2 separate regions of the Homo sapiens genome follow, and region 2 is linked to region 1. Evidence: read pairs that join two places in POLR2A ChIA-PET (ENCODE). Cell type or tissue: GM12878. All regions are shown on one strand. Each heading gives the region's core, and the rest is flanking DNA. Links, peaks and the distances in the headings are about the cores only.

What was found. ChIA-PET counts read pairs that join two places held together with the same protein. Peaks named below come from ENCODE experiments on the same cell type or tissue, not always from the same donor. Only the 100,000 strongest peaks of a DNase experiment are listed, where the experiment ranks them.
Region 2: POLR2A ChIA-PET joins it to region 1 with 10 read pairs; 2 of 35 experiments call an interaction of 5 or more read pairs at or near these places.

The regions. Positions count from the first base shown.
Region 1 is chr14:34,710,114-34,713,042 of GRCh38, forward strand. It overlaps CFL2 (cofilin 2), which reads right to left. Exons shown (of 4, transcript NM_138638.5): 4 at 1-2,864. The coding sequence ends at 2,752. Among named protein-coding and RNA genes, the nearest start is that of CFL2, 3.0 kb to the right of the region's middle. In GM12878, for the core only: no CTCF peak of the experiment used is centred there; a DNase peak (open chromatin) is centred at 1,238; H3K4me3 peaks cover 1,678 bases; H3K27ac peaks cover 1,555 bases.
Region 2 is chr14:35,255,269-35,258,197 of GRCh38, forward strand. The region is part of intron 5 of PRORP (protein only RNase P catalytic subunit); the gene reads left to right. All of the region lies in intron 5 of PRORP-PSMA6 (PRORP-PSMA6 readthrough), which reads left to right. Among named protein-coding and RNA genes, the nearest start is that of PSMA6, 36 kb to the right of the region's middle. In GM12878, for the core only: no CTCF peak of the experiment used is centred there; no DNase peak of the experiment used is centred there.

The DNA of each region.
Region 1 (2,929 bases), core at 142-2,641:
CTCAAACCCAGTAAGAGGCTTCTCTTCCAATGTACGAAAAAGGCACATTTCAATACACAATGCTGGCCACACTATTTTAGATAATGATGGAAAACAACAGCTGATAGCCAGTTTGGGACACATGCCAACTGTTCCCATTTGTCTGAAAATGCTAAAATTAATTGCTGTAACACTCAGTTTTTAAAGAAAATTGTTATTGATAAATGAGAAAGTATTACCAACTAAAATCCTGAAAAACAGAATAAAGATAATGATGCCTCTTTGATCTGAAATACCAGTTTTTAAACTTTTAATGTTCTGAAGTATAAGTAAACACATCTCAACAGCTTTACATATTTTCATATATTTTATTTTTTAAACTCTCATAACTTTGCAAGCTAGCAGTAAAATATTGCCTTCAATATTTTACTAATTAGCACCGTATACCTTTTAAAGCTAACTGGAACATTGATTCATTATAAATGATTGTAAAATAAAATGATCATTTCAAATGCCAAATTAATCTCAAATAACAAGTGAACTATTATTAATTTTATCTCTTTTTTTGGCTCTACGCACAAAGATGTATTTCAAAGATGAACTTAATTATATTAGTATCAGTTTTGTCAATCTAGCAAATCAAAGTATCACAGTTTAAAGCAATATTTAATCTCTGAAATTACTAGAGGCATACAAGAAAGTTAAGGAATCAGCTACAAAAACAAAAGATACTACATAACTGATTTATAGTCCCTTATTTTTTAAAAGAATGAGGAAATAACTCAATGAAAAATTCCATGGTGCCAAGTATCAGTTACACATATGGTTAAGTATACGTCAGTATTCTCTGTTTTGCTTATCAGAGTTTGGCCTTACCAAAAACCATCGAAATGTCCAGGATAACTCACAGGGACAGCTGGAAGCCTGAAATAAAATTGCTCAGTGCAAAAAGATCCCAAACCATTCATATAATTTTAAATGGAAGCCTAGACATTTAATCCCTATTTTTAATGTTCACATCTGAAAAATCTTTCAAAAATATGGAAAAAATCTAATTATACTAAAATTACTTCCACACATTCAAAAAAAATTTTTAAGGGATATTTTCTTTCCTGTTTTCTGCTAAAAGCATTCCTCTGAGCTATGGGGTTAAGTTCTGAGCCACGACTGACTGCTTACTAGCATGCCTGTTTTGCATACCAGTAGAATCAAGTCCAGTTTTGCCATTTGTGGATAACTATGACAAGATACAAAAGCATGTGTTTGCCATAAATAGCCCTGGCTAACAGCAAACCGCTCACACTGAGCAGATCAAATTCTCTATAAGGAGCACAGTCTGGACCATAGCCAAATCCCACTACTAATGTTTAAGACTGCTATTATCAATTCCTATTCCAATTCAATTTGCAAAATATATTCAGAAATAGTAGGTGAAATGACTGTTCCGAAACATCAGAAGTATCATTAAACTTTTAAAGGACATTTTACAAATTATTTTCATTACGACCAAATAAGCAATAAGAGCTTCCTGCTTCTACTATACAACTACTTAGAAATGTAAATGTGAATAAAAAAATAACTATGCTAATTTATCCAGAGAACAAATCAGATATTGAAAAGTATTTATGCCAAAGTGCAAAAAATAATTTCTGATCTTCATATTAACACATAGGAAATAAATACACTAATGTTTATAAAAGTACCATTCTTTAACAATGGTATTTTATATTAGTTGGCCTTAAGATAGAATACTTTTTAAACCAAATAGATCCAACAAATCTGGAAAATATCACACATGAATGCTGTACAAAAAAAATTCTCAAATGACCAGTGCAGAGATTAGTAATAGCTGTTTTTACCCTAGAAGTTGTTTCACATAACATTTTGCAAAATTTCCAAGGAAAACAAGGCAACGTTCTGTAATATGCCACAATTTTTATTGCAACGTGGCCATTTTTGTGAGGGTGGGGAGTTTGATCTCAAAACAATGTTCCATTTAAGGCTCTTTTATACAGAAATTGCCATCATGACTGATATTCAAAATATCTTTAGTGTTGCAGGACTCACATGGTAAACATAAAACTCCTACACTTATTCAGTAGTGTACACTCAATGGAAAACAAAAAGGCATTAATAACAGCTATTTCTTTTAAGAAGATATGCAGGTAACAGGAATGAACACTGAGGTACTAGGATAAGTTGATGACACAGTTAACAAAACTTAATTGGCATTCCTTTTAGGATATTAAACTTATTACAAAAAGTGCTTTTAATGCATAGTGTTATATCCGTGCTGCCATATCACTAAAATAGGCTTGCCAAGGCAGGTGAGGTGTATGAATGCTCAAGCCTCACAGAACTGCAATCAAGTGCCAACTATAAATAATACTGAAAAAAGTTGACCATCTGACCAGTGGATAATACTTTCAAGGCATTCAATTAGCTTATCCTTTGCAGTATTCTAAGCTATTCACATTGACGATCACATACATTGTAGTGCTTGCTGCAAGGGAGGCATATAACCAGTTGTTTTGGCTAAAATATGACAGGAAGGCATTCCTTGGGTTCTATATAAAAGTAACAGTATTCAACAGTCTAATGGCAATCACTGATAGGCTGCTTAAATAAATGATATTTCCTTCATTCATTGTGTTGGAAGGGCCCAGTGGAAAGGGGGAAATACAACAAAAAACCAAAACCTAATACTATTCCAATGGACTGAGCTGGAGAAATGGAAGCTCCTTAAGATCCAGATGGCACTTGACTGTCATTTTATAATGGTTTTCCTTCAAGTGAAACTACTACATTGCCTCCCAATTTCTCTCCAAGTGTCGAACGGTCCTTAATATCATCCAAGCCATTTACTTGCCACTCATGTTTAATACCTAAAAAGAAAAAACATTATCCTATTACTTTATTATAATTAATAAAGAATAATTTCTCTGCCCCA
Region 2 (2,929 bases), core at 334-2,833, 550 kb after region 1:
AAGCATGTGCCACCACGCCTGGCTAATTTTTTTGTATTTTTAGTAGAGACGGGGTTTCACCATGTTGGTCAGGCTGGTCTCGAACTCCTGACCTCAAATGATCCACCCGCCTTGGCCTCCCAAAGTGCTGGGATTACAGGCATGAGCCACCACACCCGGCTGGAATAACTGTTTTTTTATATCTGTATTCCAAGTACCACATGCCTAGTGACTTACAGAGGAGGTTCTTCTTAATCTTTGATAAATGAACTGGCCTTTTCAATTCATCAGGACCATTATATTTTATTTTATCAAGAGATAGGGTTTTGCTGTGTTGCCCAGGCTACACTTGAACTGCTGGGCTCAAGCAATCCTCCTACCTCAGCATCCCAGGTAGCTGGGACTACATGCATGTACCACCAAACACAGCCTCTAGATTCAACTACCAGTTTGCAAGAAGCATAGAAGACTGGAGACTATGTTACATGATACCATAGGGATGCAATCGGTAAAATCTAAATGGAGGAAATTCTCTATGAACAATCATATGCCTTAGACTATAAGGGAGAAAAGATAAATAGATAAAGAGCTTATACAGAGTCTTAAGAGAGATACCAGGCAATTTCAATGTATGGGAATTTTTTAGATCCTTATTCAAAAAACAATTGTGACTCAGAAATATGAGTCATTTATGTTACATTTATGTTACATAAATTTTATATTAAATATATTTTACAACAAGAAAAGATTTTATCAGGCTGGGCGCAGTGGTTCACGCCTGTAATCCCAGCACTTTGGGAGGCCAAGGAGGGCGGATCACGAGGTCAGGAGTTTGAGACCAGCCTGGCCAACATGGTGAAACCCCATCTCTACTAAAAATACAAAAATTAGTTGGGCGTGGTGGCAGGCACCTGTAATCCCAGATGCTCGGGAGGCTGAGGCAGGAGAATCGCTTAAGCCCAGGAGGCGGAGGCTGCAGTGAGCTGAGATTGCACCACCGTACTCCAGCCTGGGTGACAGAGCGAGACTCTGTCTCAAAATCTCAAAAAAAAAAAAAGAAAAAAGAAATTGTGCGTATCTTTTTTTTTTTTTTTTTTTTTTTAAGACAGAGTCTTGCTCTGTCGCCCAGGCTGGAGTTCAGTGGTGCAATCTCAGCTCACTGCAGCCTCCGCCTCCTGGGCTTAAGCGATTCTCCTGCCTCAGCCTCCTGAGCATCTGCGATTACAGGCGCCTGCCACCACGCCCAACTAATTTTTGTATTTTTAGTAGAGATGGGGCTTCACCATGTTGGTCAGTCTGGTCTCGAACTCCTGACCTCGTGATCCGCCCACCTTGGCCTCCCAAAGTGCTGGGACTACAGGCGTGAGCCACTGCGCCTGGCCCTGTGCTTATCTTTTAAAGCATTCTTATATTTAGAAATGCATTCCAACATATTTACAGGTGAAATGATATGTCTGGGATTTGTTTCAAAATAATCCGAGAGAAGGAAGTGAATTGGTATATAGATGAAATTGGATTGGCCGTGAGCTGATAATTATTGCAGCTGAGCGATGGGTACATGGCAGTTCATTATGCTATTCTGCCTGCTTTTGTTTATATTTAAAATTTTTATGATAAAATCCTTTTTTTTTTTTTTCTTTTTTGAGACCGAGTCTCGCTCTGTTGCCCAGGCTAGAGTATAGTGGCACCATCTCAGCTCACTGCAACCTCCTCCTCCTAGGTTCAAGCGATTCTCCTGCCTCGGCCTCCCAAGTAGCTGGGACTACAGGCGCTTGCCACCATACCCAGCTAAGTTTTTTGTATTTTTAGTAGGGACTGGGTTCTACCATGTTAACCAGGCTGGTCTCAAACTCCTGACCTCAAGTGATTTGCCCGCCTCAGCCTCCCAAAGTGCTGGCATTACAGGCATGAGCCACTGTGTCTGGCCTGATAAAATCTTTTATTGTTGTAAAATATATTAACATAAAATTTACCATTTTAACCATTTTTCAGTATACAGTTCAGTGGCATTAAGTACTTCATGTTGTCGTGCAACTGTTGCCACCATTCATCTCCAGACTTTTCTCATCTTCCCAAACTGAAACTCTGTATCCGTTAAACAATAGCTCCTCATTCTCCTCTCCCTGCTGCCCTGACAACCACCATTCTATGCTGTCTTTATGAATTTGACTACTTTAGGTAACTTATGTAAGTGCAATCATTCAGTATTTGTCCTTTAGTGTCTGGCTTTTTTCACTTAGTTTTCAAGTTCATCCATGTTGTAGCATGTATTAGAATTTCATTCCTGTTTAAGGCTGAATAATAATCTATTATATGTATATACCACATTTTATCGATCTATTCATCTTCCAGAAATTGACATTTGGGTTGCTTCCAAAACAGTTTTTAAGTTCTTTCCTGGAGGTATCCCATAATGAATGTTCTTATAAATGAGGTATATTGATGATAGTTATCTTGCTGAGGAACAGACGAAGAATTTCTAATTTCTGAAGACATCAGATCCCAAAGGCTTTAGAGTTTCTGAACAGCTACAATCCATAAAACCTCAGGAAGTGCCATAGACTGCAGAGGAGGAGGTAAAAAGGTATAAGCACAGGGAAAGGAAGTTAACATTTGCTGTTTAGGATTACTGAGAAAAACTCTTGCTCTCATTGGCCTCTCTTACCTCCCAGGCAGCTTTTCTATTTCCGGAGCATCCCTACACAGTTATTTCTAACCCATGTAGCCCTGCCAACTATATTTTTACCCTAAGCTCAGGAACTACTTTTCATCAGTTTTATGCCAAAAGTTGATGTGTCACATATGAGTAAAAAAAAAAAAAATCTCTTATCTCCTCCTACTGGAGATAAGCCAAATTAGGGCAGAAGCCAAACCAGAAAAATTCAAACCAAATATTAATCTGAAATATGTTTGTTTGTTCATTTGTTTGAGACAGGGTCTCACCATGTTG